Regions from separate parts of the Homo sapiens genome. Here regions 1 and 3 are each linked to region 2. A link is an interaction called in ENCODE POLR2A ChIA-PET data of the cell type or tissue named here. Cell type or tissue: OCI-LY7. All regions are shown on one strand. Links, peaks and the distances in the headings refer to the core of each region. The heading gives the core; the rest is flanking DNA. Region 1 has its middle 8.2 kb from the start of MAST2. Region 2 overlaps MAST2 (microtubule associated serine/threonine kinase 2). Region 3 overlaps TESK2 (testis associated actin remodelling kinase 2).

Region 1 (10,902 bases), core at 3,326-8,325, 130 kb after region 2:
TTATGTTACATTATATAAGACTCTATCTTGCTAGAAGACTCACTCTTGCACTCCTAATGGCCTTGACAAAGCAAGCTGTCATTCTCTGAACTGCCTATGGAGAGGTCCATGTGGCAGTAAACTCCAGGCAACCTCTAGGACAGCCTCCGGCCCAACAGCACCAAAACAAAACAAAAAACTCTGTAGGTCCAATCCTACAAGCAGGAGGAAATGAGTTCTCCTAACAGTGAGACTGAGCTTGGAAACAGGCCCTTCTCCAGTTGAGCACCCAGATGGGAACACAGCCCACACAACTTGGTGGAAGCCTGATGAGACCCTGAAGCAAAGAACCGAGCTAACACAAATCTAGACAGAAACTGTGAGATAATAAATGCATGTTATGTTAAGCTTCTAAGCTTGTGGTAATTATATATTTGTATTACATGTTAATACAAAACTAATACAGCCAGATACTTTCTCAGCCTCCCATCAGCCAGAAATGGCAATGTGACACAATGTGGCCCACATCCACTTTTTTTTTCTTTTTTTTTTTTTGTGATGGAGTCTTACTCTGTCACCCAGGCTGGAAGTGCAATGGCTCAATCTCCACTTACCACAACCTCCGCCTCCCAGGTTCAAGTGATTCTCCTGCTTCAGCCTCCAAGTAGCTAAGATTACTGGCGCATGCCACTGCACCCGCCTAATTTTTGTATTTTTAGTAGAGACGGGTTTCTCCATGTTGGCCAGGCTGGTCTTGAACTCCTGACTTCAGGTGATCTGCCCACCTCGGCCTCCTAACGTGCTGGGATTACAGGCGTGAGCCACCACGCCCGGCCCCACATCCACTTTTATACTTGTCTTCACCAGCTCAATAAGTGACAAGTCAATTTTTTTTTTCAGTTGCTCAGGCCAAAACCTCGGAGTGATCCCTGAGTTCTCTCTTTCTCACATACTTCATATCCACTCCACTGGCAAATCCTGTGCAAATTAGTAGGATATTATAATTAGCTGAGGGAGAGGTGTTAGTGACTAGTACTGAGACAATGATAACGGGGACGGACGAACACAGGTGGACTTTAGAGAGATCCAGAAAGTAGAAACCACAGGACCTGTTAACTGCATCAAAGGTGCAGAGAGAAAGAAAAAGCCCTAAGAATGATTTCCAAGTTTCTGGCTTGGACAACTGAGGTAGGGAACAGAAGAGGGAAAAAAAGTGTGAAACAGATTATGGTCAATTCCATTTTAGATGTGTTTGCTCTGAAGTGCCAGTGAGATATCCAAGTGAAGATGTCTAGTAAGCTACTGGTTACACCAGTGTAGAGCTCAGAACTGAGGGCCACCCATAGTTAGATGTTTAACCGATATGAACAATACCATACTCTTAGAATATAAATGTGATCACATTACTTTTCCTTATTCTAGTTAGGCCCCTTATGTCATATTATTAGGAAGCCTAGTATCTCCTCCTTAATTATCTAAGAACTCCAAAATTGTTTTATATTCTAAAAGTTAAGTATGGGCTGGGCACCGTGGCTCACACCTGTAATCCAGAACTTTAGGAGGCCAAGGTGGGATGATCACTTGAGCCCAAGATTTTTTTTAAAATTATTATTATTATTATACTTTAAGTTTTAGGGTACATGTGCACAATGTGCAGGTTAGTTACATATGTATACATGTGCCATGCTGGTGTGCTGCACCCATTAACTCGTCATTTAGCATTAGGTATATCTCCTAATGCTATCCCTTCCCCCTCCCCCCTGAGCTCAAGATTTTTGAGACCAGCCTAGGTGACATGGCAAAACCCCATCTCTACAAAAAATACAAAAACTAGCTGGGCATGGTGGCACATGCCTGTAGTCCCAGCTACTCAGGAGGCTGAAGTGGGAGGATCACTTGAGCGTGGGAGATGGAGGTTGTAGTCAGCCAAGATCACACAACTGCACTCCAGCTTGGGTGACAGAATGCGACCCTGTCTCAAAAAAAAAAAGGTAAGTATAGCAGTTATCTATTGTCATATAACAAACTGTCTCAAAACTTGTGGCTTAAAACAACAACCATTTATTTAGCTGACATTTTTGTGAGCCAACTGGGCAGTTCTTATGGTCTGGTCCAGTTTATCTAATCACTGCTAGGCTTGCTTATGCATCTGCAGTCGGCTGAGGGCTGGCTGGCTGGTGGCTAAGTCATCTAAAATGGCTTCTGTCACACATATGGCAATTGGCAGGCCATTGGCCATGGCAGTGGGAATGACTAACCCATATAGCTCTCACCATCCTTCAGGCTTACTTGGACTTCTTCACATGACAGCAGTGGTAGGGGGTCCTGTGAGGAGGAAGAGACAGCGAGCCGCAATGTGAAAGCACTTTTCAAATCTCTGTTGATGCCACATTAGCAACTGTGTCATTGCCAAAGCAAGTCAGTGTGGCCAGGGACTAAAGTTACATGGCAAGGGGGAATAGATTCAGGGAGGGGAAGAACTTGTGGCTGTCTTTGAAATCTACTTCAGGAAGATCAGTCCAACTTCCATAGCCAAATTCAGCTATAATTAGATCAGTCCATTGGCATCTTTGCTCCCTGGGACCATATTATGGACTGAATGTTTGTGTCTCCCCCAGATTTGTACGTCAAAGTCCTAACACCTAGTGTGGCTGTATTTGGAGATGAGGCCTCTAAGGAAGTAATTAAACTTAAATGAGGTTTTAAGGGTAGGGCCCTAATCCTATGAGATTAATGTCCTTATAAGCGGAGACACCAGAGCACTCACCCTCTCTCGAGGCACATGTACTGAGGAGGGCCATGTGAGAACATAGTGAGAAGACAGCTGTCTATGGGCCAGGAAGAGTGCCCCCACCAGAATCCAAATTGGCTAGAACCTTGATTTTGGATGTTCAGCCTCTAGAACTGTGAAAAAAATAAATTTCTGTTGTTTAAGCCACCTAATCTGTGTTCTTTTGTTATGGTAGCCCAAGCAGACTAACACAAACCACATAACATTACTTTCAAGAAAGGTCCTTCTGATTCAACAGAGATTTTTTTGAAGGAGGACAATTTCCCTCAGTACTAAGCTCAGTCAAGGATGCCCAGGCCAGAGTTCCCATAATTGAAGCTTAGTCCTTCACTTTTTCATGTCCCATGCAAAGCACAGTCATCTCCCAGGGAAACAAGCAGCCCCAGCACAAATTCTCCCAAGAAGTCCACTTCCTAGGGACTTTCTGCTCTTCCTGTTAAACACTCAATACAGAAGGGGAGGCCAGGTGCAGTGGCTCACGCCTGTAATCCCAGCACTTTGGGAGGCAGAGGCTGGTGGATCACGAGGTCAGGAGATTGAGACTATCCTGGCCAACATGGTAAAACCCCGTCTGTACTAAAAATACAAAAATTAGCTGGGCAAGATGGCCCATGCTTGTAATTCCAGCTACTCGGGAGGCTGAGGCAGGAGAATCACTTGAACCCGGGAGGCGGAGGTTGTGTTAAGCCAAGATCACGCCATTGCCCTCCAGCCTGGCAACAGAGTGAGACTTTGTCTCAAAAAAAAAAAAAAAAAAGAAGGGGTAATTATGCTCCTTTTTCTTAGGCAATGATTACTTGCTAATCCTCTTAAAGGAGATTACCCTAGCGGGCTGGGGAATCTACACATACCCTCCAGGAGAAGGCTGCTTTCAGTGATTCTAACACTCCCTGCTCTTCTAAGACTCCCTAGGTAGTTCAAAAGGGCCCATATTACTCTTCGAAGAGTCAGCTTTGCGCTGGGCACAGAGGCTCACGCCTGTAATCCCAGTACTTAGGGAGGCCGAGGTGAGCAGATCACCTGAGGTCAGCCTGGCCAACATGGCGAAACCCCGTCTCTACTAAAAATACAAAAACTAGCCGGCTGGGCGTGGTGGCAGCCACCTGTAATCCCAACTACTCAGCAGGCTGAGGCAGGAGAATCGCTTGAACCTGGGAGGCGGAGGTTGCAGTGAGCTGAGATTATGCCATTGCACTCCAGCCTGGGCGACAGAACAAGACTCTGTCTCAAAAAAAAAAAAAAAAAAAGAGCCAGCTTCAGTGATTTCTGTATTATTACAGAAATAATGAAAAAAACAGATAGTTGTCCCCCAGTATCTATTCTCCCCTTCTTCTTATTGTTGGACACATGGACACCGAGAATAAAGACAAATTTCTTTGCCTTCTTTGTGACTAAATATAGTCATGTGACTAAGCTGTGGCCAGTGACATGTGAGCATAAGTGATGAGCGCAGCTTCTAAATTATGCTCTTAAAAAGAAACACATCTTCCCTTTCTTCTTTTGGCCCTTCTTTCATCCTGTTTCTTAGAAAGTATCATGGCAGAAATTGATCTTGGACCACAGGAATGGGAAAAACATCCTAGGGATGACAATGCAACAGTAAAGAAAGTTCCTAGATGAACTGACAGAGCAGAACTGCCATACTTGCCTTCTGTACTATATGTGAGAGAGAAATACACTCCTATCTCGTTGAAGTCAGTTACTTTGGGTATCCGTAACAAGTAGCCAAACTTTTCTTTCTTTCTTTTTTTTTTTTTTTTGAGACAGTCTCACTCTGTCACCCAGGCTGGAGTGCAGTGGTGCCATCTCGGCTAACTAACCTCCGCATTCCAGGTTTAAGTGATTTTTGTGCCTCAGCCTCCTGAGTAGCTGGGATTACAGACATGCACCACCGTGCCTAGCTGTTTTTTGTATTTTTAGTAGAGACAGGGTTTCACCATGTTGGCCAGGCTGGTGTCCAACTCCTGACCTCAAGTGATCTGCCCGCCTTGGCCTCCCAAAGTACTGGGATTACAGGAATGAGCCACCATGCCTGGCCATGAGTAACCAAATTTCTATCTTAATGATTTACTATGATGATTCTGATTCCTCTTTTGCTAGAGAAGCTAGTGGGTCACAACTTTTTTTTTATTTACTTATTTTAATTTTTTAAAAACTTTGTTTTGTAGAGACAAGGGTCTCACTGTGTTGCTCAGGCTGGTCTCAAACTCCTGGCCTCAAGCAATTCACCCACCTCAGCCTCCCAAAGTGCTGAGATAACAGCCATGAGCCGCCATGCCGTGACTTTAAAAAAATTTTTTTAGGCCGGGCGTGGTGGCTCATGCCTGTAATCCCAGCACTTTTGGAGGCCAAGGCGGGCAGATCACCTGAGGTCAGGAGTTTGAGACTAGCCTGGCAAACTTGATGAAACCCTGTCTCTACTAAAAATACAAAAATTAGCCAGGCATGGTGGTAGACGCCTGTAATCCCTGCTACTCGGGAGGCTGAGGCACAAGGATCACTTGAACTTGGGAGGTGGAGGTTGAAGTGAGCAGAGATCATGCCTCTGCGCTCTAGCCTGGGTGACAAAGCGAGGCTCTGTCTCAAAACAAACAAAAAAAATTATTTATTTATTTATTTATTTTTTGAGACAGAGTCTCACTCTGTCACCCAGGCTGGAGTGTAGTGGTGCAATCTCGGCTCACTGCAACCTCCACCTCAAGTGATCCTCCTGCCTCAGCCTCCCAAGTAGCTGCGAGTAGTACAGGTGCCCGCCACCACGCCAGGCTAATTTTTGTATTTTTAGTAGAGACGGGGTTTCACCATGTTGGTCAGGCTGTTCTCGAACTTCTGACCTCGTGATCTGCCCACCTTGGCCTCCCAAAGTGTTGGGATTACAAGCATGAGCCACTGTGCCCAGCCAAAAAAAAAATTTTTAAGATGAAGTCTCACTCTGTCATGCTGGAGTACAGTAGCATGGACATAACTCACTGTATCCTGGAACTCCTGGGCTCAAGAGATCCTCTACCTCAGCCTCCTGAGGAGCTGGAACCACAGGCTTGAGCCACCACACTCATGTAATTTTTTAAATTATTTTTATTATTATAATATTTTTGTTTAGACAGACTGGAACTCATTCCAACTAAAATAATTGGATTCCCCACTCCTACTTTTGTCTTCTCCAATCTATGCTTCATCCAGCACTGGTTTCTAAGAAATATAAGTCAAGAGGCTTTGTTTAATGTACAAAGCTAAGCACGTGTTTTTACAACTTCCCTTCCAAAAGTCCCATGGAATTTGTACCAAAAATAAATAAAATAAATCCAGTCTGTGATAAATTCCTAAAAGACTAAAAGCAGACAAATACAATATCTAATCCCATACAATTATTAAAAAAAGAAGACACATTTTTTTTACAGAGATAGGATCATAATGATGGATAAACTAGAGTTGAAAAAGCCACAGTCCAGAACAGCAGTCCCCAAACTTTTTGGTACCAGGGACTGGTTTCGTAGAAGAAAATTTTTCCGGGGGGTGGGGGTGGTTTCAGGATGAAACTGTTCCACCTCAGTTCATCAGGCATTTGTTAGATTCTTACAAGGCAGGCACAACCTAGACCTGTTGCATGCCCAGTTCACAATAGGGTTTGTGCTCTTATGAAAATCTAATGCCGCTGATCTAACAGGAGGTGGAGCTCAGACAGTAATGCTCATGTGCCTGCCACTCACCTTCTGCCATGCAGCCTGGTTCCTAACGGGCTGCAGACCGGTACCAAGTGGTCCAGGGGTTAGGGACCCCTGGTCCAGATTATGCACAGAAAAGGCTAAAATGGGAGTGGAAATAGACTTCCTGGGAGAGAGAATTTCTAAATTGAAGTTAGCACGAACAGAGAACATCTGAGAAGGGAAACAAAGATCAAAATAATAAATCGGAGCAGTCTTTGGAACAGCTGCACTACTTGACATCCTTCTCTCTAACCATAGACAGCCACAAACTCCCCTGATACTTCTAAATATATCCTGAGAATAAATGGAAGAATCACCCTAGGAGATTTGGTGCCCTAAGGCTCCTTATTTTGGTATTTGGGTGGGGGAAATTTTATTAACTAATTCCTTCCCCATTATAATTATTTATTTTCCTTTGAAAACAAGCCCAAACATCAAACTTATCAGTTACACTTTTGGAAATTTAGTTGTTCAGAAACTTCATCTTCCATGTACTCTTCTTGAAAAAAAAATTCATTACAAGTGTGTATTCCAGCAAAAAATATAAATAAATCTTTTAAAAAAAAAGGTTGATATGGGGAGAAACAATTGACCTAATATAAAAATACAATGAAAAGAAATATCAAGATTTAGCTACACAACAAGCCTAAAGTGTAATTGTTCCAAATTAGAATAAAAAGTCAAAAGTTGGACCGGGCGCGGTGGCTTACGCCTGTAATCCCAGCACTTTGGGAGGCCAAGGCATGAGGATAACAAGGTCAGGAGATCGAGACCATCCTGGCTAATATGGTAAAACCCCGTCTCTACTAAAAATACAAAAAATTAGCCAGGCGTGGTGGCACGCACCTGTAGTCCCAGCTACTCGGAAGGCTGAGGCAGGAGAATTGCTTGAACCCAGGAGGCAGAGGTTGCAGTGAGCTGACATCGCGCCACTGCACTCCAGCCTGGTGACAGAGCAAAACTCCGTCTCAAAATAAATAAATAAATAAGTCAAAAGTTAAAATGGGTCCTAGCCAGAGAAATTAGTCAAGAAAAGAAATAAAGGATCTCTAAACTGGAAAGGAAGTAGTCAAATTGTTCCTGTTTGCAAATGACATGATCTTACATGTGGAAAACCCTAAAATCTCTACCAAAACACTCCTAAAATTCATAAACAAATTCAGTAACATTGCAGAATACAAAATCAACATACAAAAATTTAGTAACATTTCTATACACAAACAACAAACAAATATAAAAAGCAATCTCATTTAACATAGCTACAAAAAAGTAAAATACCTAGGAATAAGTTTAACCAGAGAAGTGAAAGATCTCTACAAGGAAAACCATAGGACACTGATGAAAGAAATTGAAGAGGAGGTTGGGTGCAGTGGTTCACGCCTGTAATCCTAGCACTTTGGGTGGCCAAGGCGGGAGGATAACTTGAGGTCAGGAATTTGAGACCAGCCTGGCCAACATGGTGAAATCTTGTCTCTACTAAAAATACAGAAGTTAGCCAGGCATGGTAGTACGTGCCTGTAGTCTCAGCTAATTGGGAGGCTAAGGCACAAGAATTGCTTGAACCTGGGAGTGGGGGACTGCAGTGAGCCATGATCGCACCACTACACTCCATCCTGGGCAACAGAGCAAGACTCTGTCTTAAAAAAATAAAAGAAGAGAAGAGGAGAGGGGAGGGGAGGGGAGGGGAGACAAGACAAGACAAGAGAAAAGAAAAGAAGAGAAAAAAGAAAAGAAAAGAAAGAAGTTGGAGAGGACACACAAAAAAATGGAAAGACATCTCACATCTCATGTTCATGGATTGGAAGAACCAGTAACATAAAAATGATCATACAACCAATAATGTCAAAATGATCATACTACCAAAAGCTGTCTATAGATTCAATGCAATCCCTATCAAAATACCAGTGACATTCTTCTCAGAATGTTTCACAGAAAAAAATCCTAAAATTCATATGGAACTACAGAAAACTCCTAATAGCCAAAGCAATCCTGAGCAAAAAGAACAAAGTGGGATGCATCACACTACCTGACTTCAAAATATACTACAAGGCTATAGTAACTAAAACAGCATAGTACTGACCTAAAAATGGATATATACACCTATGGAATGGAATAGAGAACGCGAAATAAATCCATGTATTTACAGCCAACTGATTTTTGACTAAGGCACCAAGAACATTCATTGGAGGAAGTAAAGTCTCTTCAATAAATGTACTAGGAAAACTGGATATCTGTATGCTGTAGAATGAAACCAGACCTTTATCTCTCACAATATACAAAAATCAACTCAAAATGGACTAAAGACTTAAATGTAAGACCTGAAACTATGAAACTACTAAAAGAAAGTATAAAAGAAACACTCCAAAACATGGGACTGGGCAAAGATTTTATAGATAATACCTCACAAGCACAAGCAACAAACTCAAAAATAGCTGGGCCCAGTGGCTCATGCCTGGAATCCCAGCACTTTGGGAGGCCGAGGCAGGTGGATTACCTGAGGTCAGGAGTTTGAGACAAGCCTGGCCAAAATGGTGAAACCCCATCTCTACTAAAAATACAAAAAATTATTCAGGCATGTTGGTGGGCACCTGGAATCCCAGCTACTCAGGAGGCTGAGGCAGGAGAATTGCTTGAACCCGGGAGGCAGAGGTTGCAGTGAGCTGAGGTCATGCCATTGCACTCCAGCCTGGGCAATAAGAGCAAAACTTTGTCTCAAAAAAAAAGAAGCAAAAATAGACAAAAGGGATTATTACTATATCAAACTAAAATCTTCTCCACAGCAAAGGAAACTATCAACAGAGTGAAGAGACAACCAGTAGAATGGGAGAAAATATTTTCAAAATATTAATCTGGCAAAGGATTAATACCACGAATATACAAGGAACTCAAACAATTCAACAGCAAAAACACCCAAAGAATCCAATTTTTTTAAATGGGCAAATGAGTTGAATAGACATCTCTCAAATGAGACATACAAATGGCCAGCAGGTATATAAAAGAACGCTCAACATCACTAATCACCAGGGAAATTCAAATCAAAACCACAATGAGATAACATCTCACTCCAGTTAGAATGGCTACTATCAGAAAGACAAAAAAATAACAAATTCTGGAGAAGATGTGGAGAAACGGGAACTCTACATATTGCTGGAGGGAATGTAAATTAGTACAGCCATTATGGAAAACAGTATAGAGGTTCCTCAAAAAATGAAAAACAAAGCGGGGCACAGTTGCTCACGCCTGTAATCCCAGCACTTTGGGAGGCTGAGGTGGGCGGATCACGAGGTCAGGAGATTGAGACCATCCTGGCTAACATGGTGAAACCCCGTCTCTACTAAAAATACAAAAAATTAGCTGGGCATGATGGCATGTACCTGTAATCCCAGCTACTTGGGAGGCTGAGGCAGGAGAATAGCTTGAACTCGGGAGGCAGAGGTTGCAGTGAGCCAAGATTGCGCCACTGCACTCCAACCTGGCGACAGAGTGAGACTCCGTCTCAAAAAAAAAAAAAAAAAAAGAAAAGAAAAAAGAAAAACAGAGCTGTCTGATGAGCCAGCAATTGCACTACTGAGCATATATCCAAAGGAAATTATGTTATCTGCACTCCCATGTTTTTTGCAACACTATTCACAACAGCCTATGTATATCTATAGGTTATATACAGATATATATAGATAGATATCACATTTTCTTTATGTGTATATATATATATATATATATACTCCATTGTGTGTGTGTATATACTCCATTGTGTGTGTGTATATACACATATGCACATATATATACACATATGTGTGTATGTACATACATACATACACACATATATAATACATACAATGGAATATATATATATACACACACAATGGAATATATATAGACACACACACAATGGAACACTATATCTATATACACACATACGCACACACACAATGGAATATATATATACACACAATGGAATACTATATATATATATACGCACACACACCCCCACAATGGAATATATATACGCACGCACGCATATATATACACATACACTTAATTTCCCTCACACACACAATGGGATACTATTCATCGGTAAAAGAACAAAATCCTATCATCTGTGAAAACATGAAAAAGTTACCTGTAATCTCAGCTACTCGGGAGGCTGAGGCAGGAAAATGGCTTGAACCCGGGAGGCGGAGCTTGCAGTGAGCTAAGATAGTGCCACTGCACTCCAGCCTGGGCAAAAGAGCGAGACTCTCTCTCAAAAAAAAAAAAAAAAAGAAAAAAAAGAAATATCACGCTGTACCCAGTAAATATATATAATTATTGTGTCAGTGAAAAATAATAAAAGCAAAAAACCCTTTTTAATGTTTTAAATAGTTAAAATGGAACAAATGCCAATTAAATGATAGTATGTTTATGAAGATGAAAGATTTTATTGATATG
Region 2 (10,902 bases), core at 2,139-7,138:
TTCCCTTCACATAAGATAAACAAAACAAAACAAAACAAAACAAAACAAAACAAAAAAAACAAAAAACAGGCCAGGCGCGGTGGCTCACATCTGTAATCCCAGCACTTTGGGAGGCCAAGGCGGGTAGATCATGAGGTCAGGAGTTCAAGATCAGCCTGGCCAAGATGGTGAAACCCCGTCTCTACTAAAAATACAAAAAAAATTAGCCAGGCGTGGTGGTGGGTGCCTGTAATCTCAGCTACTGGGGAGACTGAGGCAGAGAATTGCTTAAACCTGGAGGCGGAGGATGCAGTGAGCTGAGATCGCGCACTCCAGCCTGGGCGACAGAGAAATTCCATCCCCCCTCAAAACAAACTTCATCCTTTAGGAATATTTTAATATGACTTTTTACTTGGCTACATTGAGATACCATTTTTTAGCTCTCAGATTAGCAAAAATTCAAAAGCTTGACAATCATATTGTTGGCAAGGCTGTGTGCAAATAGACATTATCTTAAACTGCTGATGGAAATGTAAAATAGTATAACCATAGACTGTGAAGGGAAACTGGACAATATCTAATAAAACTACATATACATTTAATTTTTGACTCAGCTATCCCAGTTCTAGTAATTTATCCTGAAGATAGCCCTCCAAAAAAAAAAATCCATCTATTTACACACACATATGTATATATTAACAAACAAAGCCATGAAAATTAATTCTTCTGTGTCAAGGATCTATTATTGTAAATTAATCGTTTCTCTGACTACTCCAGTATGCTAGTTTCTTAACAGCAGGACTCTCTAGCCCTAAGCCCATCCTATCTACCAAAATGAGGCCATCAGGATCAGCAATGGCTCCTCCTCTTGTGGCATCTAGGGACATGAAAGAAAAGCTGCTGCCTTCTAGATGCATTCTCACCTCTCAGAGTCCCAGAGTCTACATAACAAGCATGACTACTACAGATAATTCCTCTTTCTACGTGGGCCAGAAGAGGAAGCCAAGGTTTTCCTCAGCTGAGCAATCAGTTAGCTATGTAAATGGCAAACTCCAAGGGGCTTCACCACCAACAACTCCCCCCCTGCTGCTCTGGGCAAACAATCTTCACAACGAAGCAGTAATAAGCAGGTATGAAACACTGACCAAGGAACTGAGGACACTCAGGCTTTAGGCTGAAGACTCAGGAAAGAGTCTAAGCTGAGTCAATGCGAATAAGGGTAATTATCTGTACTTCAGGGTAAAAAAAAACAGATAATGAGGAGAAAATTCTTTTGTGTAAGTACTGTAGTTAATAAAGGGAAGGAGAATCATCTTTTGCAAACTCCTAAGAAAATAATGAATCTAGGTGATAATTATCAATGGCCACTACTAACAAAACAAGGGAGAGACTTGACATTACCCGCCTCCTGACAGATATACACTGAACCAACTGTTAAGTATTCTTCCCACCCCCTCAACCCAACCAAACCACAATCAGGTCAAGCCCCCAGTTTATAGGAAATACAGAGCTCATAAGAACATGTCAGAAAAAAACCTCTGAAGGATGCAATCAGCAAAATCCAGAATGTGGGAAAGTCTACAAGAACAAACAACTCGGTTTCTGCAACAAATAAATTGCAAGGAAAAAAAAAAAGGTGAGAACACCCTAGATTAAAATAAACTTTGCAGTACAGCCTGGGCAACACGGCAAGACCCTATCTCTACAAAAAATAGAAAAAATTAGCCAGGCTTCTGGTGCATGTCTGTAGTCCCAACTACTTGGGAGGCTGAGGTTGGAGGATTGTTTGAGCCTGGAGTTCAAGGTTGCAGTGAGCTGTGATTGTGCCACTGCACTCCAGCCTGGGCAATAGAGAGAGACTCTGTCTCAAAAGGAAAAAAAGAAAAGAAAAAAAAAAAAAGAAAGAGTGATCAGACATCCCAATTATTTTATTTAACAGGTTTATGTCTGTTGTCCCAGTAATATTAACAATCCTCTTTCATTATATAAAATTTCCTAGTTTAGACACTAAATTGTATCACCACCCTACTTAAGAGATGTATTAACCAAATACACTGTGCTGACATAGTTTGGCTACTGATTCCAAAAAACCAACTGCAAAAAAAATTTGAACATAAACTGGATATTTGATTACATTGATAAACTATTGTTTTAGGTGTGGTAATAATACTGTGATTACATTTTTCAGGAGTCCTTACATTTAGAGATACAAATATGTATAGATGAAATGACATAAAATTTGAGATTTGCTTCAAAATAAGCAAGAGAGACAGAGAAAGAAAATAGGTGGGGATGTAGATGAGATAGTATACCATGAGCTGACAATGTAGACGATACTGGGGATGTAGTATGAGTCTTTCTACTTTTGAACATTTTTGAGATTTTTCCATAACACAATGTAAAATTTAGTAAATAAAATTTTCCTAGTTCTAGAAACAGAAGTATCCTAGAAAGCTTCAGCTTCCTGCTCTTAGGCAAGTATTGCAGGAAGTCAGGGACCCCAAACAGAGGGACCGGCTGAAGCCATGGCAGAAGAACATGGATTGTGAAGATTTTATGGACATTTATTAGTTCCCCAAATTAATACTTTTGTAATTTCTTATGCCTGTCTTTACTGCAATCTCTAAACATAAATTGTAAAGATTTCATGGACACTTATCACTTCCCCAATCAATACCCCTGTGCTTTCCTATGCCTGTCTTTATACTTTAATCTCTTAATCCTGTCAGCTGAAAAGGATGCATGTCGCTTCAGGACCATGTGATAACTGTGTTAACTGCACAAATTATACAGCATGTGTTTGAGCAATATGAAATCTGAGCACCTTGAAAAAAGAACAGGATAACAGCAATTGTTCAGGGAATAAGAGAGAGAACCTTAAACTCTGACCGCCGGTGAGTCAGGCAGAACAGAGCCGTATTTCTCTTCTTTCAAAAGCAAATGGGAGAAATATCGCTGAATTCTTATTCTCAGCATGGAACGTCCCTGAGAAAGAGAATACGCGCCTGGAGGTATTGGCTTATAAACAGCCCCCCTGGGCGTGGCCTGTCTCTTATGGTTGAGGCTGCAGGGGTGAAATAGACCCCAGTCTCCCATAGCGCTCCCAGGCTTATTAGGAAGAGGAAATTCCCGCCTAATAAATTGTGGTCAGACCGGTTGATCTCAAAACTCTATCTCCTGATAAGATGTTATCAATGACAATAGTGCCCGAAATTTCATTAGCAATTTTAATTTCGCCTCGGTCCTGTGGTCCTGTGATCTCGCCCTGCCTCCACTTGCCTTGTGATATTCTATTACCCTGTTAAGTACTTGATGTCTGTCACCCACACCTATTCGCACACTCCCTCCCCTTTTGAAAATCCCTAATAAAAACTTGCTGGTTTTTGTGGCTTGTGGGGCATCACGGATCCTACCAACGTGTGATGTCTCCCCCGGACACCCAGCTTTAAAATTTCTCTCTTTTGTACTCTGTCCCTTTATTTCTCAAGCCAGCCGACGCTTAGGAAAAATATAAAAGAACCTACATGATTATCGGGACAGGTCCCCTGATAGGCAAGAGCAACCATTTGGCATCTAGCCATACAGGATTATATCTTCATTCAGGGTCACCTGGAGCCAGGGTCTATGAAAAACTATCTGTCGCATATAAGGGTTCCTGAAGTTAAAGCACAGCACTAGTCTTCATTATTTTACCTTTTCAATGAAAAAACAAAAAAAAAAAATCAAAAAACCTTCCCTACTCTAACAAGAGAATCACTTCTTCTGAAGATACTCTCAAGATGCGCTTTCCCTGCTGTAAGAGGAGAAATGAAATACCTTGAAACCGTTTTGATGGACTTTCCTCATTGCCAAAAAATGGTCTTTTAGAAAGAATGTAATTCAAAGTGTTTTTCATTTCAGTCCATGTCCTGCTGAGCCCCAACAGGCCAGTTTTCAGCAGAAACAATTAGTGAGAATGCATGAGAGGGCAGGAGGGCACCCAGCTGCCACTGCCTCACCTAAGCCAGTAATGGAGCTTCTGCAGTATGGACATATGGTAGGCAATATATCCAAGGGAAAATAAGAATATGAGAAAAGTAATAGAAGCAAAGAAAAAAGTAATGGAAGCAAAATGAAGTGCTAAGAATTAGCAACATCTGAGTCTCCCAACAATGGAAGCAGCAAAATAACCAGTCTAGCAGCCCAGGTAATATCTAAACAATTGTAGATGTACTGACTCACTTAATTCTTACTATAATCCTTGAAATACTATTGTGAGTCCCATTTTAATAATGAAGAGAACTGAGGTAGAAAGAAGTGAAGTAATCTGCCTACCACCACTATGCAGCAGGGCCAGGATAAGAACAAGTTCTGGGAGATGTTCCTCTTTTGAAATTACTCTGAAAAGCAGTTGTTTAAAAAAAGACAAGACAAGAAAAGCAGGTGTTGGTAAAATGAAAATAGTGCTTTCTCTTTGGCAGGAAATAATTTTGACACTACCAAAAAGGGGTTTCAAAGGTTGCCTAGTTCTGGAGGAGGCCCAAAGGAACACCTGTCCATTTGCCACGCAAGTCTACCAAAAGTCTCTCATACGTGTGACATAGGAGGTGCCAGAGAACTAAATTGGTACCACTGGATGAAAGCTTTGAGAGTGAACTGCTTGTTGCTGAAGATGTTCAAGCAAAGGCTGAATAGCTTTTTGCTAGACATTGTATGGAAGAAATTCCTATGCAGTAGGAAGCAAGATAAAGCTAGAATGCTTCCAATATAAAAATCACTCTAGTAAGGATTTCCTGCTGCAAGCCCTCCTACTTCAGGGCTGACAAAGTCTATGGCAATTCAAAACTGATTCAAAACCTAAGTCATTCTGTGTTCCATTAAGCTGTTAACATCAAACTTCTCTCTCCAGCAGGCCTACAGCTGGGCCAGTGAATAGCCAGAGACACAACTGCCTCCTCTCTTCAAGGACACCACTTACAACACAAAGTCAATCTAGCACTCTTACTCTAAAAATGCAACACCCCCATCTGAGTGCCAATCAATACTCTGGAATCATTTTCTTAGAAGACATGCAAATGGAGTAAAGGTTAGTGGTTATTTAATTTAACCCAAATCACAATGAAATTTATTATGCCTCTTAAGGTTCATCATACCCATCTGAGACACTTAAGAGCTAGCATCAACGTTTGTTTATAACAGACTCATTCCTTCCAATCAAGGCATAAAACGCAATGTATTACAGAGCTAGAGTGGGTATCATTTCAAGACTGTATCTTCATTGTCCTTCAAATTATTACGGGCAACAATTTGTAAGGTCCTAAGACCATCCCTAAGATACAGTCAATAAAGAGGCTTAAGACCTTAAGCAGGGCTAGTCCTCACTACACTATGATGCAAGGGGACACTGTTTTCCAACTCTGGGGCAATGCAGCCAAATGCCTCAATAGCTGTGTTGGTTTACTAGGGTTGCCATACATAACCAAGTATCACAAACTGGGTGACTTAACCAACAGAAATTTATTTCCTCATAGTTCAGGCTAGAAGTCCAAGATAAGGGCATTAGCAGGGTTGGTTTCTTCTATGACCTCATTCCTTGGATTCTAAATGGCTACCTCCCTTTGTCTTTGCATGGCCTTCCCTCTGTGCTTGTCTGTGTCCTAATCCCCTCTTCTCGTAAGGACACAAGTCATACTGGATTAGGATCTATCTCAAAGACTTCATTTAACCTTAATTGCCCCTTTAAAGATCCTGTCTCCAAATACAGTGACGTTCTGAGTTACTAGGGGTTAGGACTTCAACCTATACAAATTTTAGTAGAACATAATTCAGCCTATAATAGTTATACTCATCAAATTAAAAAAAGAGAGATAAAAAAGACATCCTAATATGGCCACTGACATGACTCTGGCTGCAGTGGGGTACAGGAGCAGGCTACGGGTCCTCAGGTGCAGATGCCAAGGTGGGCAGTCCCTGGAACCCGCCCCTGGAAGTCCCCCCTCCTAGTTCCCTCTCTTCTGGAACTCAGAGTCAAATTCACTGCCAGTAGCACTCAATTTTCAGTTCTTCACTTATGCACATTGTTTACTGGAACCATTTTTCTCATCTTTCTACTTTACTTGCTAATTTGCTTAATAAATTGAGTAAGAGAGGTTCATCATAAAGATGTTGCAGAATGGAGGTTCATCACCGTTTTCACTAAGCACAGATTCTGTTCTGGACTGTGAATTTGAGTACAGAGAACAAAACTAAATTAATAGATGACAGTAATGAGCAGGGGTAAAATGGAATGATACAGGCCTAAAAAAACAGAGGGATTTTTTTGCCGAGTGTGGTGGCTCATGCCTGTAATCCCAGCACTTTGGGAGGCTGAAGTGGGCAGGTCACTTGTCAGGAGTTTGAGACCAGCCTTGCCAACATGATGAAACCCAGTCTCTACTAAAAATACAAAAATTAGCCAGGTGTGGTGGCGGGTGTCTGTAATCCCAGCTACTGGGGAGGCTGAGGCAGGAGAATTGCTTGAAACTGGGAAGCAGAGGTTGCAGTAAGCCGAGATCATGCTACTGCACTCCAGCCTAGGTGACAGAGTGAGAACTTGTCTCAAAAAAAAGAACAGAGGTTTTTACAAGAAGGTAATAAAGGTAATGACCTAGAAGTGACAACAGACTGTGGGAATACCAATTCCCACCCCCAGGATTGGAGGATTTATTAAACAATGTTATTAATACATCACCTTGGGAAAAGACCCAAGGCTGCAAAAACTACTTTGGTTCAGAACGTATGATATTACATAATGAAAATATCTCAGATGGAGACATGGAACAGTGTGGTTGTTAAGAATGTGATCTCTGAAGCCAGACTACCCAGGTTTCTATCCCAGTTCTGCCACTTATACAGCTGTGTTATCCTGAGCAATTTATTTAATCTCTCTGCACCCTCGCTTCCTGTGTGAAATAAGTACAATGATAATCTCTCTCACAGAACTGGTGTGAGAAGCAAATGACCTTTACATTTTAAAGTGCTAAGAACAGTGCCTGGGAGCTAGTAAGTGCTCAGAGTTTGTAAATTTATTAAATAAATTCTCGATTGCATATGGTTCATCAGAAACATTACAGTGATGGCAGTGGCAGCCCGTCACTGCCATGAAGCAGTCACTGCCATGACGCCGGCTGCAGTGGGGTACAGATGCAGGACACGGGTCTTCCGGTGCAGACGCCAAGGTGGACAGTCCCTGGAACCCTCCTTTGGAAGCCCCCCTACAGGCCCACTGCCCTGGGAACCCACCCCTGGGAACTGCCACAATTGGGCCAGGCTGAGCTGAGCCGTCCGCCAGTGGGAGAGAAGTGCACAGAGGAACAGGCAGAGAGGGGCACTAGGGCAGAGCTGGGCCCAGGGTGGTCCCGTGCTTGCACATGGGGCACAGAGGTCTGGCCCGAGACACAGAGCTGGGGCCATGCTTCAGGGGCCCAGGGTAGGAAGTGAAAGCGGCACCCCACAGCAGCAAGTACAGCATGCCCACATTGTTCACCAGCCCCATGGAGCAGATCACCATGTAAACAACTGGCACGGTCACCACCAGGAGCACCAGACTCGATGCGTTGGAGCAGCCCAGCACCTGGCCCAGGACAATGCATCAGACCTGGAGCCCTTGCCCAAGACTGCTAGGAGATGGAGCTGGGGCTGCATGCTCTACAGAGTCGGTGGGAGCCAGGGAAAAGTGGGAGCCCCACCCCTTCCGAGTTGGTGGGGTGGGAGCCCCCCAGGTGCAGCCACCACCGCCCTGCTGCAGCTTCAGACCCAGGCATCTCTGAACTCTCGGGCCTAGGAAGGCCCCTGCCCCTCGCAGGCTCAGAATCGTCCGCTCCCGCTACCTGGCTTCTCCCCTCTGTCAGTGCCTACTCCAACCTCGGAGCAAAGTTGGGACCCAGCCCGGGAGCTGTCACAGCCCAGCTGAGTGTGCACATGCTCGGGGTAGTGCTGACATGCCAACCCCCTTGCCACTTTGGCCCCCTCCAGGCTTTGGGCACTGACAAGCATGGGAAGGAGGCTGAGGGGTGCACTGAGGACAGCCCAGTGCTGGCCTGCAGGCACCCCTTAGCATGAACAGCCTGGTCACCATGAACAGCAGCAGGAGGCAGACAGGCTCCTGGGTGGAGAGAAGCTGGTCCACAGTGAAGACCCACCTCCAAGCCAGGGAAAGCCTGAAGCCTGGGGGATGGGTCGCCAGTCCCAGAAACCGCAAGGGCAACTTGTGGTGCTTTTCCCTGGGCCCACCCATGGCCGCCCATGGACCAACCAGCATGCACTTCCTCCCCTCTGAGGCCCATAAAAGCCCCTGGACTCAGCCAGGCTTGGGGAGAGGAGGGAGGGACCATAGGGAGATAATGGGACCACCTGCCTGCAGAAAGGAGCCACCCACTCCAGGACCTCCTCTCTGCTGAGAGCTGAACACTCAACGGGAGGACCTGCCTACAGATAGGAGCTACCCACTGCGGGTCCCCTCTAAGCTATTATATCACTCAATAAAGTTCCCCTTTGTCTTGCTCACCCTATATTTGTCTGTGTACCTCATTCCTTTTGGATGCAGGACAAGAACTCGGGACCCACCGAATGGCAGGGCCAAAAGAGCTGTAATACAAACAGAGCTGAAACATGCCCCTTGCTCAACACATTGTGGGCGACAAGAAGGAGAGAAGAGAGAAGGAGAGAAGAGCTGCAGCCCTTTGGAGAGACCAGACCTGAGAGCTCCCCGAGCCTGAGCTGTGACTCCTGCTTTGGGGCCTGGTGGCTCCTAAAGTCTCCAAGTTTCTGGGCACCACCGCGTTCCCTTGTGCCAGCTGTGGAAGTTGCTTGCGTGGCGCCTGGTCCCGATGCAGCCTCACAGTGAGCTAGCACCCATGCCAGCCCTTGGAGCTAGCTGCCCTGCTGCAGCAGTTGGCATGCCTGACTGCGTGCAGTGGCCGGACCCTATGCTCACTTGCCACACACCCTTCACTATTCCGCTCCAGTCTCTTTGGAGGCATGGGATCCAGGCTGGTAGCTTGAGGCAAGTGCAGCCTGCTGGGCCAACTGGGCCCAGCAGGCCTGAGCAAACAAAGCTCAGGCAAAAGCGTCACCAGCCACAGAGGTTTCTAGCTAGAAAAGCAACACCTCCCAGGATCCCGTAACAACAGCTGAGGGGTTAAGACCACAGACATAGGCTGGGCACGGTGGCTCACACCTGTAATCCCAGCACTTTGGGAGTCCGAGGTGGGTGAATCACGAGGTCAGGGGTTTGAGACCAGCCTGACCAACGTGGTGAAACCCCGTCTCTACTAAAAATACAAAAATTAGCTGGGCGTGGTGGCGGTCGCCTGTAATCCTAGCTACTCAGGAGGCTGAGGCAGGAGAACTGCTTGAACCCGGGAGATGGAGCTTGCAGTGAGCCGAGATTGCGCCACTGCACTCCAGCCTGGGTGACAGAGTGAGACTCCGTCTCAAACAAACAAACAAACAAAAAACACCACAGACATTGGAGTAAGATACTGTGGGGTTGAATGGTAGTTTCTACTACTTATTAATAACTTCCTTAACTTCTCTGTACTACAGTGTCTTCATCTATAAAACAGATTTACTCAGATTATCCACCTCATCGAAAAAAAAATGAACATGTGTCACCCACCTCATCAGAGTATTTTGAGAATTAAATTTAACAAATGTAAGTCATTTTAAAAATGTTAAGACATAGTAAATGCTCAGCAAATGTTACCTATTCTTATTCTTTTGACATTACATTTTCCAACTTTTCTTGACTAAGGAAGATAAAATAATTTTAAAATAATCTGCTTCTATTGGGCTTATGCAACGTGAATCAGTCAACCAATAATCTCATAAAGCAATAAGAACAACTAATGACAGAAGCATGAGCTCAAAATATTAGCAAGACTAGACTTCTGCTTCTCATCATTATGGGGAATCAGAGATCAGATTTACCCTTGCACCTTAAAAACAAAAAAATTAGATGAAATATATGAAACAATAGTTTGCAGACACTGGACCGATGGGAAACATGCAAAATAAGCCCTAAGACTGCATGCCTAGGAAGCAGCAAAAGGGGGTACTCAAACAGAGTCCAGCAGTCTCCCTGAGTTGAGAAGACAGAGTTGAGAACTTGGGGAGGCTAAGGTGGCTAGAATTTTCAAAGCAGGGTACCAGAGAAGACAGATATACAGAGGGGAACTCTGGAGATCTGCAGGGGCTTCCTCTGAGTTTTTAGCTGAATATCTATCAGCATATGTGGATAAGGAAACTATCCAAGAACATGAGCAGGTACCCTCTTCAGGGCTCACTAAGGACCCAGAATCGTTCATGCTCCCATCAGCCTGAGTGGAAAAAACTCACAATACATGGGCATCAAATAGAGTACTCAAAGTATTGCCTCAGTAGTAAGAAAAAATTAGCCTCAAGTGCTGCCCTGGTCTCACCAAACAAAGCCTGAAAGTATTCCTTCAAAGGATCAAACAATTTCTAAATAACTGCATCCCAGATTCTCAAGAATGTTTAAAGGAATATAAAAATATCTAGCAAACAACAAGCTAAAATAATCTTGTCATATCAATGAACTGGCACTTTGCATGGCATGGATACAAAAGAAGAATGGAATGAAGCACTAATACAGTGACCACACATGTTAGTAAGTCTATGAAAAAAAAAAAAAAAAACATGAAATTTAACAAGCTCCAAAGCTGTAAGATGTTGCTCCAGGTTGTGTGTTCTGAGACCATAGTCATCAAGAGATACTCAAAACCATGTGCCAGGACTGGGTACATCTTGGGGGCTACCCAACTTACAATCTTTCTCAGCCTCATACGCCAAGCGCTAGTACGTCTAGAAGAGGTGCCTTCAGAGAGAAGTTAGCCTCTAACATTGTCCTATGTCAGTCTATCACTGTCCCAAACTGTCTGTGGA
Region 3 (10,902 bases), core at 2,490-7,489, 510 kb after region 2:
GAAGAACTGAGGATTTGATAGGATAGTATTGGTAGATAAAGGTGGAAAAGTAGAATTGGGTCAAATTATCCAGAAATGCTTTGCATAAATCCAAAGGATTGTAGTTTATGATCTGTGATTGGATTCTGAGCAGAAACTAGAATGATAAGGTAATTGATGACAAGATGCAGAATGGTTTAGTGTTAGAGAGACTGGTAGCAAAGAGATCAGTTAGGGGGCTTCCACCATGTTTGAGAGTGAGGTAGATGAGGCTTTGATATTCTGCTTAGGAATTTTTAAGATGATCATATTTTAAGTAATATCTAGCTTAAGAAGTAATATTTTAATTTTTTTATTATTACAGAAGTGATACATAATTGCAATGCAAACATTTAGAAAATAGAATTAGTAAGAAAAAGAAAATAAAACTTGCCCTTAATCTCAGCATGTAGGGCTAAAACTAGTATTAGCATTTTGGCATCTTTCCTGCTAATCTTTTTATTTTATCATTCCTTTTCTTACTCTCTTCACTGTGAACTGAACTAGCAAATGCATGGAAAGTTGACTTTAAATAAATTTTATTCCATTACAGCAAAATCTTTAGATATACTTGTTATATAATAAAATGGTATAGTATAACCTGAAACTGTAAAACTACTAAAAGAAAATGTATGCTGGGTACGGTGGCTCACGCCTGTAATCCCAGCACTTTAGGAGGCCGAGGTGGGCGGATCACGAGGTCAGGAGATCGAGACCATCCTGGCTAATACTGTGAAACCCCGTCTCTACTAAAAATATAAAAAATTAGCCAGGTGTGGTGGTGGGTGCCTGTAGTCCCAGCCACTCGGGAGGCTGAGACAGGAGAATGGCGTGAACCCTGGAGGCAGAGCTTGCAGTGAGCCGAGATCGCGCCACCGCACTCCAGCCCAGGCGACAGAGCGAGACTCTGTCTCAAAAAAAAAAAGAAAACATAATAGAAAAATCTCCATGAGATTGGGTAGACAATTTTTTGGATGTGCACAAGCAACAAAAGCAAAAATAGACAAATGAGATTGCATCAAACTAAAAGCTTGGAAGGCCGAGGCAGGTGGATCACCTGAGTCGGGAGTTCGAGACCAGCCTGACTAACATGGAGAAACCCTGTCTCTACTAAAAAATATAAAATTAGCCGGGTGTGGTGGTGCATGCCTGTAACCCCAGCTACTCAGGGGGCTGAGGCAGGAGAATCACTTGAACCTGGGAGGCAGAGGTTGCAGTGAGCTGAGATTGCACCATTGCGTTCCAGCCTGGGCAACAAGAGCGAAACTGTCTCAAAAAACAACAAAAAAGAAGGAAATACTGTCATTTGGGACAACTTGGATGAACCTGGAGGATGTTACACTAAATGAAATAAGCCAGACACAGAAAGACAAATAACTCATGATCTCATTTATGTATGAACTCTAAAAAAGTCGATCTCATAGAAGTAGAGAGAAGAGGCTGGGTGCAGTGGCTCATGCCTGTAATCCCAGCACTTTGGGAGGCTGAGGTGGGTGGATCACGAGGTCAAGAGATCGAGACCATCCTGGCTAACACGGTGAAACCCCATCTCTACTAAAAATACAAAAAATCAGCCGGGTGTGGTGGCACACACCTGTAGTCCCAGTTACTCAGGAGGCTGAGGCAGGAGAATCACTTGAACCCGAGAGGCGGAGGTTGCAGTGAGCCGAGATCGCACCACTGCGCTCCAGCCTGGGTGACAGAGCAAGACTCTGTCTCAAAAAAAAAAAAAATGTGGAGAGAAGAATGGTGGTTACCAGAGGATGGGGTGAGTGGATGGGATGGGGGAGGAAATAGGGGGAAGTTGGTCAGAGACACAAAGTTTCAGTTACATAGGAGGAATACATTTCTGAAATCTGTTGTGCAGTATGGTGACTATAGTTAATAATAATGTATATTTCCAAAAACAGAAAATAGAACTGCTATATGATCCAGGAATAGGAGTAAATTTTAAATATGTCACCACAAAAAATGATGTGAGGTAGTAGATATGTTAATTAGCTTGATTTAATCATTCTACACTGTATACATTTATGTTTGATCTATTTTAAAAAGTAGTACTATAGTATGATTAAAAATGAAGGCTTTAGGTTGGGTGTGCCCACACCTGTAATCCCAGCACTTTGGGAAGCCGAGGCAGACAGATTCCTTGAGCTCACAAGTTCAAGACCAGCCTGGGCAAGATGGTGAAACCATGTTTTCTTTTGTATTTTTTGTAGAGAAAACATGGTTTTTGTAGAGAAAACCTTGTTTTCTCTACAAAAAATACAAAAATTAACTGGGCATGGTGGTGTGCGCCTGTAGCCCTAGCGACTTTAGAGGCTGAGGTGGGAGGATGGCTTGAGCCTAGGAGGCAGAACTTGTAGTGAGCTGAGATCATACCACTTCACTCCAGCCTGGGTGATACAGCCAGAGCTTGTCTCAAAAAAAAAAAAAAAAAAAAAAAAAAAAGGCTCTAGATTAGAGGTGTCCAATCTTTTGGCTTCCCTGGGCCATATTGGAAGAAGAATTATCTGGGGTCACATATAAAATACACTAACACTAACAATAGCTGATGAGCTAAAACAAACAATTGCAAAAAAAAAATCTCATAGTGTTTTAAGAAAGTTTATGAATTTGTGTTGTGCCACATTGAAAGCCATTCTGGGCTACATGTGGCCCATGGGCTGTGGGTTGGACAAGCTTGCTCTAGATTCTAGATCAAACTGCCTGGATTCAAATCCTGGATCTTAGGAAAGTTTAGTTAACCTCTCTAAGCCTTAGTTTTCCCATCTATAAAATGAGGGTAATGACAGTAAATATTTTACGGAGTTGTTATTGAAGATTAATTAAATTAGTACACGTAAATCACTTAGAATAGTACCTGGTATGTGGTAAGTGCTCAGTAAATGTTAGCTATTATTATTAGTTTCTTTTCCTCTGGCTGCTTCTTTCAGTGGCCTATTATAGCCTTTGTTGTTGTTGTTGTTGTTGTTATTTAGTTTTTATTTCGTAATCATAAACTTAACTCTGCAATCCAGCTATGCATGGAAGGGAACAAGGAAAACATGGAACCCAAAGGGAACTGCAGCGAAAGCACAAAGATTATGGGATATTGCGAGCAAATGGGGTGGAGGAGTGCTCTCCTGAGCCACAGAAGGAATGGTCTGGTGGTTAAAATAAAACACAAGTCAAATTTATTAGAGTTGTCCACAGTCAGCAATGGTGATCTCCTTGCTGGTCTTGCCATTCCCAGACCCAAAGTGCCCCATGGCCTCCACAATATTCATGCCTTCTTTCACCTTGCCAAAGACCACATGCTTGCCATCCAACCGGACACATAAACCCTGGAATAATTCTGTGAAAGCAGGAACCCTTATAACCAAATCCTTTCTCTCCAGTGGTCAGAGCACAAAAGTTTTCTGTTGTCTTTGGAAACTTGTCTGCAAACAGCTCGAAGGAGACGTGGCCCAAGGGCTCGCTGTTTGACTGTGATGTTGAAGAACATGGTGGGGTTGACCATGGCTGATAGTACGGGGCTCCTGGCGGTGGCAGCAGTGTCCACAAAGCACCTATCTTTTTTTTATTCATTTACTCACTAAACACTTGTTGAGTGCCTACTGTTGCTTTTAATAGATTCAACGGTTTTCTACTAAAGCATTGCTGTCCAATAGAACCTTCTGCAGTGATGGAAATGTTCTATATTTCTGCTGTCCAGTAGCCACATGTGGCTAATAAGCACAGAAATATTGCTAATGCAAACAAGAAATTAAAATTTTATTTGGATTGCTTTAAATTTAAATTGCCACATGAAGCTAGTGCCTACTGTATTTGATAATGCTGGGCTACCTACATCTTTGCCTTTGCTTTGCTACGGGTATATGTATTCCAGCCTAGAAACATGTAGGGTTGTGATGAGACCAACATTACCATTCCTATTCCATATCTCCTTGATGTACTTTCTTAGCTTATCTCCTTTTGATCCTATTGCTTAGGAATGATCCCCACCTCCACCCTCATCCCCCTTAACTTAAAAAAGTAATGTTCTTTGCTCTCAGCCAAGTTTTCTAATGTATGAAAGGTAGCATTCAGTCTATCTAAATCTTCCCAATAAGCCCACAAATGAGATGATATATATAAAGCCTCTGGCACAGGAACTGTCACACTGCAAGTATAATACATGAGAATGTAATTATTGTTAGCCACGTGGGTTTGCCCTCTGATGGTGACCATTTTTGTTCTGCATAAGCCATCTGTCTCAAAGATACTGTGGTTTAAAAGCCTGAAATGGATTACTTTTTAAAAGAAGCTTCTAATTATTTATATCATTTATGTTTTTATGTCTTCACTTTCACTATATATTTTGAAGACAACAAAAGGAAATTATTCTAACCAGTGGCCTAGAGCAAACAAAGTCCTTTTGGCTTTTGTTACCCAGACGAGTATTAATGTAATGGAAACATTTATTATACTTCCCTGTGACTCCTTAAATGCCAAACTAAGCATGACTATGTTTTATTCTCAAGGTTCTTAGAATTTGTATTTTCTAAATGCTTTCTGGTTGTCTTAGCAATTTGCTGTTAATACTTAGGATTTAAATTTTTTGGTTACTATTTGTTAGTATGGCTCTTAGTCTATTTTCAAGCTGTAAACATTATAAGCTTTCTTTTATAGGTGCAGAAGTATGAACCAGAATTTTTCCCCAAATTGAGATTAGATCTACATTGGGAAGAATCCATCTCTTGGAACCCTAGGATTACACAGATGTGCCTTCTCAGGTGCTGGCCCCGGGTATGGGAGGTGGCTGAGTAGATGAGACTTCTGTTCTCTTGGCTTCATCTAGTCAGAACAGTTGCACTTTTTATCTTTTTTATATTGAACTTCTGTATAAGAGTTTTGAAGAAAAGGTCTCTTGCTTAAAAGAAAGAGAGAGAGAGAGAAATGAAGGAAAGAAAGAAAGAAAGAAAAAGAAAAAGAATGAGTTGAAAATTCTTCTGTTAGTGCTTTGGAAAGGCTACTTGGGAAAGAAGCCTATCTGCATGATCTGCCAGGTGGTAGGCATTTAATCCTCTGGGCATACCTTGGTTCTCTTCTGCCAGAGCTATTGTGTGCCCAGCAGGAGTGAGTGAGCTGAACCTTTGTAGTTCTCTTTTTCTTGACCCCAACCTCCTAGTTTCCCTTTTTCCCTTTATCTCCCTTCCTCCTAAGATTTCTATTTGGGAGGAAAAGTGTGGGCCTGGTAAGTCATAGAGGTAGTACTTGTGTAAATTTTGTTCATGTGTGTGTATTCTGTTTATACATGGGCCCAGTGAAGATTGGTTATTTTATCATCAGTTGCTCAAAGTTATCAGTTAAAAAAAGGAACAATAAAGTACTTTGTTGAATGCAGGGACTGATTGTTTAGGTCTCTTGTGAATAAGGTTGTTTACGCCAGGAAGTCTTATGCTCAAGATCTGTAACCCAGTTCTATGCCCCACTCACTTCCACTCCCCAGTGGCCTTTTTGAGGAACTATACACTCAGATTTGTTCTCATACCTCCCCACGACCCCAAGACAGGGCCTCACTCTGTTGCCCAGGCTCACTGCAATCTCTGCCTTCTGGGCTCAAGCAATCCTCCCACCTCAGCCTCCTGAGTAGCTGGGACTGCAGGCGTATGCCGCCACACTTGGCTAACTTTGAAAATTTTTTTGTAGAGAAAGTTCTCACTATATTGCCCAGGCTGGTCTCGAACTCCTGAGCTCAAGCAATCCTCCCACCTCGGCCTCCCAAAATGCTGGGATTATAGGCTTGAGCCACTGCACTGGGTCTCTCTGTTATTTATGCCATGAGAAATTTAATATTTCTTTTAGACTCCTTCAATTCACCAAATATGCCTTCAATTCACCAAATATGAAATTGAAGACTATGCCTTCAATTCACAAATATTTGCTTGGAACTACTCAGTCCCTCCCTGTGCTAGGTAATATCATGATTAATGCAAGAGAAATAGAGGCTTCTTGTCTCCCAGAGAGTCTCCTTAAGAAGTAAATTATACTATGTAGGAAATAGACTAGCATTAGCTAATGCTGTGAGAATATGGCAGGATATTTTCCCAGTCTCAGTTATTAAGACAGCCATCTTTCCAGTTATCCATCCTGAAAAATTCCAGCCATTTTTGGTTATCATGTATTCCTTGCTTCTAATGAGAAGCTAAGCTGTGATTCTAAATATTCAAAGGCTTTTGCATCTATTCCTTCCCGTATATGTGGGCTGTAATTCAGCCTTCTTCACTTTCACCTGGAGTGAATTATTTTCCCTGTCTCTTTGCCCTTTTTCACTCTTCCTGATACTCAGCTCTGGTTGTATAGTTTATTTCTTAAAACTTTTTGTGGCTCACATTGGTTTCAAAATCGAGTCAAAAATTATTTAGACTGACAGTTAAGGTTCAGTCTGTTTTTCCAGCCTTTTCTTCCACTCTTTCTCTTGTACAATTCACACAGCTCCACAATTTCCTAATTATATTCTCTAGGACAAGTTATTTAACCTCTGTGCTTTGATTTCTTCTGTTTAATGAGAATGGACCAGATCAGTTGTTAGAAATCACACTGAGGCAGGGCATGGTGGCTTACACCTATAATCTGAGCACTTGGGAGACTGAGGCGGGAGGATCCATTTGAGCCTAGGAGTAGTGAGCTATGATGGCTTCTTCCTGCCAGCTGCACAGACAAAATCAATTCCCTGAGATCGTGGCATTGCAGTAAGAAAGAGTTTAATTGACTCAAGGCCAGCCATGCCAAAGAGGCAGTTATCACTTAAATCAGTCTTCCTGAAGCCCTCTAGAGGTTAGAGTTTTTATGGACAATTTGGTGGGCAGGGCTGAGGGAATGGGTGCTGCTGATTAATTGGGGGTGTGGAAAAGTCCTTGTGCGCTGAGTGTGCCTCTGTGTAGGGCTACAGCAGGAGTCCTCAACCCCCAGGTTATGGACCGGTATCAGCCTGTGGCCTGTTAGGAACTGGGCCACACAGCAGGAGGTGAACAGGTGAGCAAGCATTGCTGCCTGAGCTCTGCTTCCTGTCAGATCAGCGGTGGCATTATATTTTCATAGAAGCGTGAACCCTGTTGTGAACTGTGCATGCGAGGGATCTTGGTTGCACGTCCCTTATGAGAATCAAATGCCTGATGATCTCAGGTGGAACAGTTTCATCCCAAAACCATCCCTCCACCTGACCCTCACCCGAGTCTGTGGAAAAATTGTCTTCCACAAAACCAGTCCCTGGTGCCAAAAAGGTTGGGGAAGGCTGGGCTACAGGACCAGTTGAGTCATGAGTCATGAGTCTGGGTGGGGTTGGTCTGAAAAAAATCTCTCAGAAAACCAGTCTTAGGTTCTATAATAGTGATGTTATCTATAGGAGCAGTTGGAGAAGTCACAAATCTTGTGATCTCTAGCCACATGACTCCCAAGCAGTAAGAAATTGTAGAACTATACCTACATTTTAGCAGAATTCTCTCCCCTCCCATAATCCTAACCTTGTGGCCTTTCCTTAGTTTTACAAAGGTAGTTTAGTTTTGGGAAGGGCTATTATCATCCTTGCTTTAAGGTTAAACTGTAAACTAAATTCCTCCCAAAGTTAGCTTGGCCTATGCCCAGGAATGACCAAAGACAAACAGCTTGAGGTTGGAGGCAAGATAGAGTTAACGATGTCAGATTTCTCTTTTGCAAAGGTGGTTTCAGTTGTGCCACTGAAACACAGACTGGGTGATATAGTGAGACCATGTATGTTAAAAAAAAAATAAAAAATAAAATAAATAAATATATAAATAAGAAATCACATTGAATTAAATGTTGAACAATTTTTAAATAATCAGGTTTTTAAAATATCTTAAGGGTGAGTGAATGTGGATGTGGAGTGTGTTCCAGAATAAATGGGCAGTGTTTTAAAAAAAAATTTTTTTTTTTTGAGTTGGAGTTTCGCTCTTGTTGCCCAAGCTGGGGTGCAATGGTGCAATCTCAGCTTACTACAACCTCTGCCTCTCAGGTTCAAGTGATTCTCCTGCCTCAGCCTCCCGAGTAGCTGGGATTACAGGCACGCGCCACCATGCCCAGCTAATTTTTTGTATTTTTAGGAGAAACAGGGTTTCACCATGTTAGCCAGGCTGGCCTCGAACTCCTAACCTCAGGTGATCCGTTTGCCTCGGCCTCCCAAAGTACTGGGATTACAGGCGTGAGCCACTGCTCCCAGCCTAAAATGTTTTTTTGCATCTGTTGAAGGTTGAAAAAAAAATAATAAAGTGGATCTCTCTGATTTTATCATTGTAATCCTGGTGGGTAACTAGGTGAAAGACTCTCAAGAGAGTTCACAAAGCATCTTTTGTAACACTAGACTGTAAGGTGATCTTAATTTTTTTTTGAGACAGAGTCTCACTCTGTCACCCAGGCTGGAGTACAGTGGCATGATCTCTGCTCACTGCAACCTCCGCCTCCCAGGTTCTCGTGCTTCAGCCTCCCGAGTAGCTGGGATTACAGGCATGTGTCACCACACCCAGCTAATTTTTGTATTTTTAGTAGAGATAGGATTTCACCATGTTGGCCAGGCTGGTCTCAAACTCCTGGCCTCAAGTGATCTGCCCCCGTTGGCCTCCCAAAGTGCTGGTATTACAGGTGTGAGCCACTGTGTCTTGGCTGAAGATTTTTAATATAAACAATGATTACTAATTATTGAGTACCCATTATGGACCACTATTAATTTCCTGCCGCATTCCCTTTCTTCTTTCCAGACCTCTCCCACCATTCATCCATCACTTGAGCCAAAAACTTACCATTCTTATTATCTTTCTCTTACACCCTATTTCAAACCATCAAGTAGTTCAGCATTATCTTCAAAATATGTCCTGAGTCTTTTTACCTCTACACTTACTACTCTAGCCCAACCATCCTAATTGATCTCTTGTCTTCCCCTTTTACCCCACAATAGCCAGATTGAATTTTAAGAGGGTAAATCAGATTATGTCATTTCCCTGCTGAATTTCCTAATACAGCTTTTTGTCATTCTTCAAAGTTCATACTCTGGGCTTTAACCTATCAGGCCCTAAATGATTTGGCCTACGTGGCTCTGACCATATTTCCAATCATTCTTCCTTTTTCTTACATCATTCTAACCACACTCACTAACCCTCTTGTTTCTCAGACACATTAAGCTTTTTTCCCTGCTTCAGGGCCTTTGTACTTACTTTATTCCAGAATCATATGATATATTTCTGCTGAGATAGCCCCTCTTCAAAGAAATCTTTTTGACTAGTCTAAAATAGACATCGATATTTGTTACAAGTTCTCATTACTTCTGAAAAGAACCTTATTCATTTGTTTACCTATTGCTTAAAGCCTCCAGTATTGAATGAGCTCTCTGAGGGTAGAAGTTTATCTTTTTCACCACTGTATTTGTAGTGCCTATAGTGTAGTATCTCTAGAAGCTGATGCCAATTAGAACCAAGCCAGTTTGCATCACAGAAACTTATAAAAGCTCAGGAACTGAAGGTGGGTGTCAGGCTTGGGCTAAAAATAAGAGGGCTATTCAAAGTCTTTTAAGGGGTAACTGGGCCTGAAAGTCAACATCCCCATTTCTTGTAACTAATCAGTTAAATATCACCCACCCCAATAAGACATGGTTTATTTTTGGAGAAAAATTGAACCAGAAATACTTCATACTAGTGAACATCTGATAGAATGCAATACCTAAAAGAGGAGATGGGGGGATAGTCTGCATACTGGAATGGTGAGGCTCATAAGACTTCTAGTCACCTTCCATCACCTGGCTCTCAGGCAGGCAAGAATCATTCCTATCCTACCCTCAACCCTGCCACTTGCCAGGAAATTGATGGATTTTTTCCTGGAGAAAATGAATAGACCCAAATAAAGGAAGACAGTTTTTTAAAAATGACAACCTTTCTCAGAAGTATTTGGCTTTGGCAATATAATAAAATTAAAACATTTTTTATATGAGCCATAGGCTCATGCTCTTTGAGTTCTCACCATTCAGTATGCAGACTAACCCATTGTGCCGGGCCTGGCTAATACCTGGAGGGGAGAACCAAAGGACATGTGCTTCCAGATTGAAAGGGCCCAGCACAATGAATGAAAAAACAGCCACCCAGAGCATATCATTATGAAATTTTAGAATATGGGTAATAAAAATATTCTAAACATTTCCACAGAGGAAAAAATTTAAAAAAAAATCCCATACAAAAAAGCTAGAGCAATGGAAGATGCTTTCTGAGAGAAAATGATTTCCTACTTAGAATCCTATGTCCAGCTGAACTACCAATCAAGCATGAGAGTAGAGTGAAGATATTTTTAGATAGGCAAATTGTCAAAAAATTTGCCTCTCATGAGCCCCTTCTCATGATGCTATTGGAGGATGTGTCCCTTCAAAACAGGGAAGTAAACAAAACACCCTAATAAAAATAAAAAGGAAGCCTTGAGACCTAGAAAGAAGTGGGTATAAAGGTAATGGGAAGTCCCAGGATGACTGTTGTGCAACAGTCTACAAAATAAGCAGTTCAGGTTGGATTCGAAGGATTACAAGATTCAGGAGAGATGTTGGGAAGTGGGGGTGTGAGGAAAGAACTTATGTATTTCCTGATATGTTTGGCAGGGTGGAAATCCATATTCAGAAGAATTTTACAATTTTGTTGGAGGCTTTGGAAAGAAGTAGCAGTAGGCATGCATATAAGTCCTTTCTCATGCTGCTAATAAAGACACACCCAAGACTGGGTAATTTATAAAGGAAAGAGGTTTAATGGACTCGTAGTTCCACGTGGCTGGGGAGGCCTCACAGTCATGGCAAAAGATGAAGGAAAAGCACAGGGACATCTTACATGGCTGCAGGCAAGAGAACATGTGCAGGGGAACTCCCCTTTATAAAACTAT

What was found. Peaks named below come from ENCODE experiments on the same cell type or tissue, not always from the same donor. Only the 100,000 strongest peaks of a DNase experiment are listed, where the experiment ranks them.
Region 1: POLR2A ChIA-PET joins it to region 2 with 5 read pairs; 1 of 35 experiments calls an interaction of 5 or more read pairs at or near these places.
Region 3: POLR2A ChIA-PET joins it to region 2 with 6 read pairs; 2 of 35 experiments call an interaction of 5 or more read pairs at or near these places.

The regions. Positions count from the first base shown.
Region 1 is chr1:45,789,930-45,800,831 of GRCh38, reverse strand. No RefSeq gene overlaps it. Among named protein-coding and RNA genes, the nearest start is that of MAST2, 8.2 kb to the left of the region's middle. In OCI-LY7, for the core only: CTCF peaks have their summits at 6,226 and 6,426 (motif pointing right); a DNase peak (open chromatin) is centred at 6,421; H3K4me3 peaks cover 868 bases; H3K27ac peaks cover 521 bases.
Region 2 is chr1:45,919,545-45,930,446 of GRCh38, reverse strand. The region is part of intron 4 of MAST2 (microtubule associated serine/threonine kinase 2); the gene reads right to left. Among named protein-coding and RNA genes, the nearest start is that of MAST2, 120 kb to the right of the region's middle. RefSeq lists an enhancer at 2,558-3,251 and a silencer at 4,836-5,130. In OCI-LY7, for the core only: no CTCF peak of the experiment used is centred there; a DNase peak (open chromatin) is centred at 4,396; H3K4me3 peaks cover 1,321 bases; H3K27ac peaks cover 1,949 bases.
Region 3 is chr1:45,407,640-45,418,541 of GRCh38, reverse strand. All of the region lies in intron 3 of TESK2 (testis associated actin remodelling kinase 2), which reads left to right. It also overlaps the pseudogene PPIAP36. Among named protein-coding and RNA genes, the nearest start is that of TOE1, 73 kb to the right of the region's middle. In OCI-LY7, for the core only: CTCF peaks have their summits at 5,500, 6,643 and 6,852 (motif pointing left); a DNase peak (open chromatin) is centred at 5,491.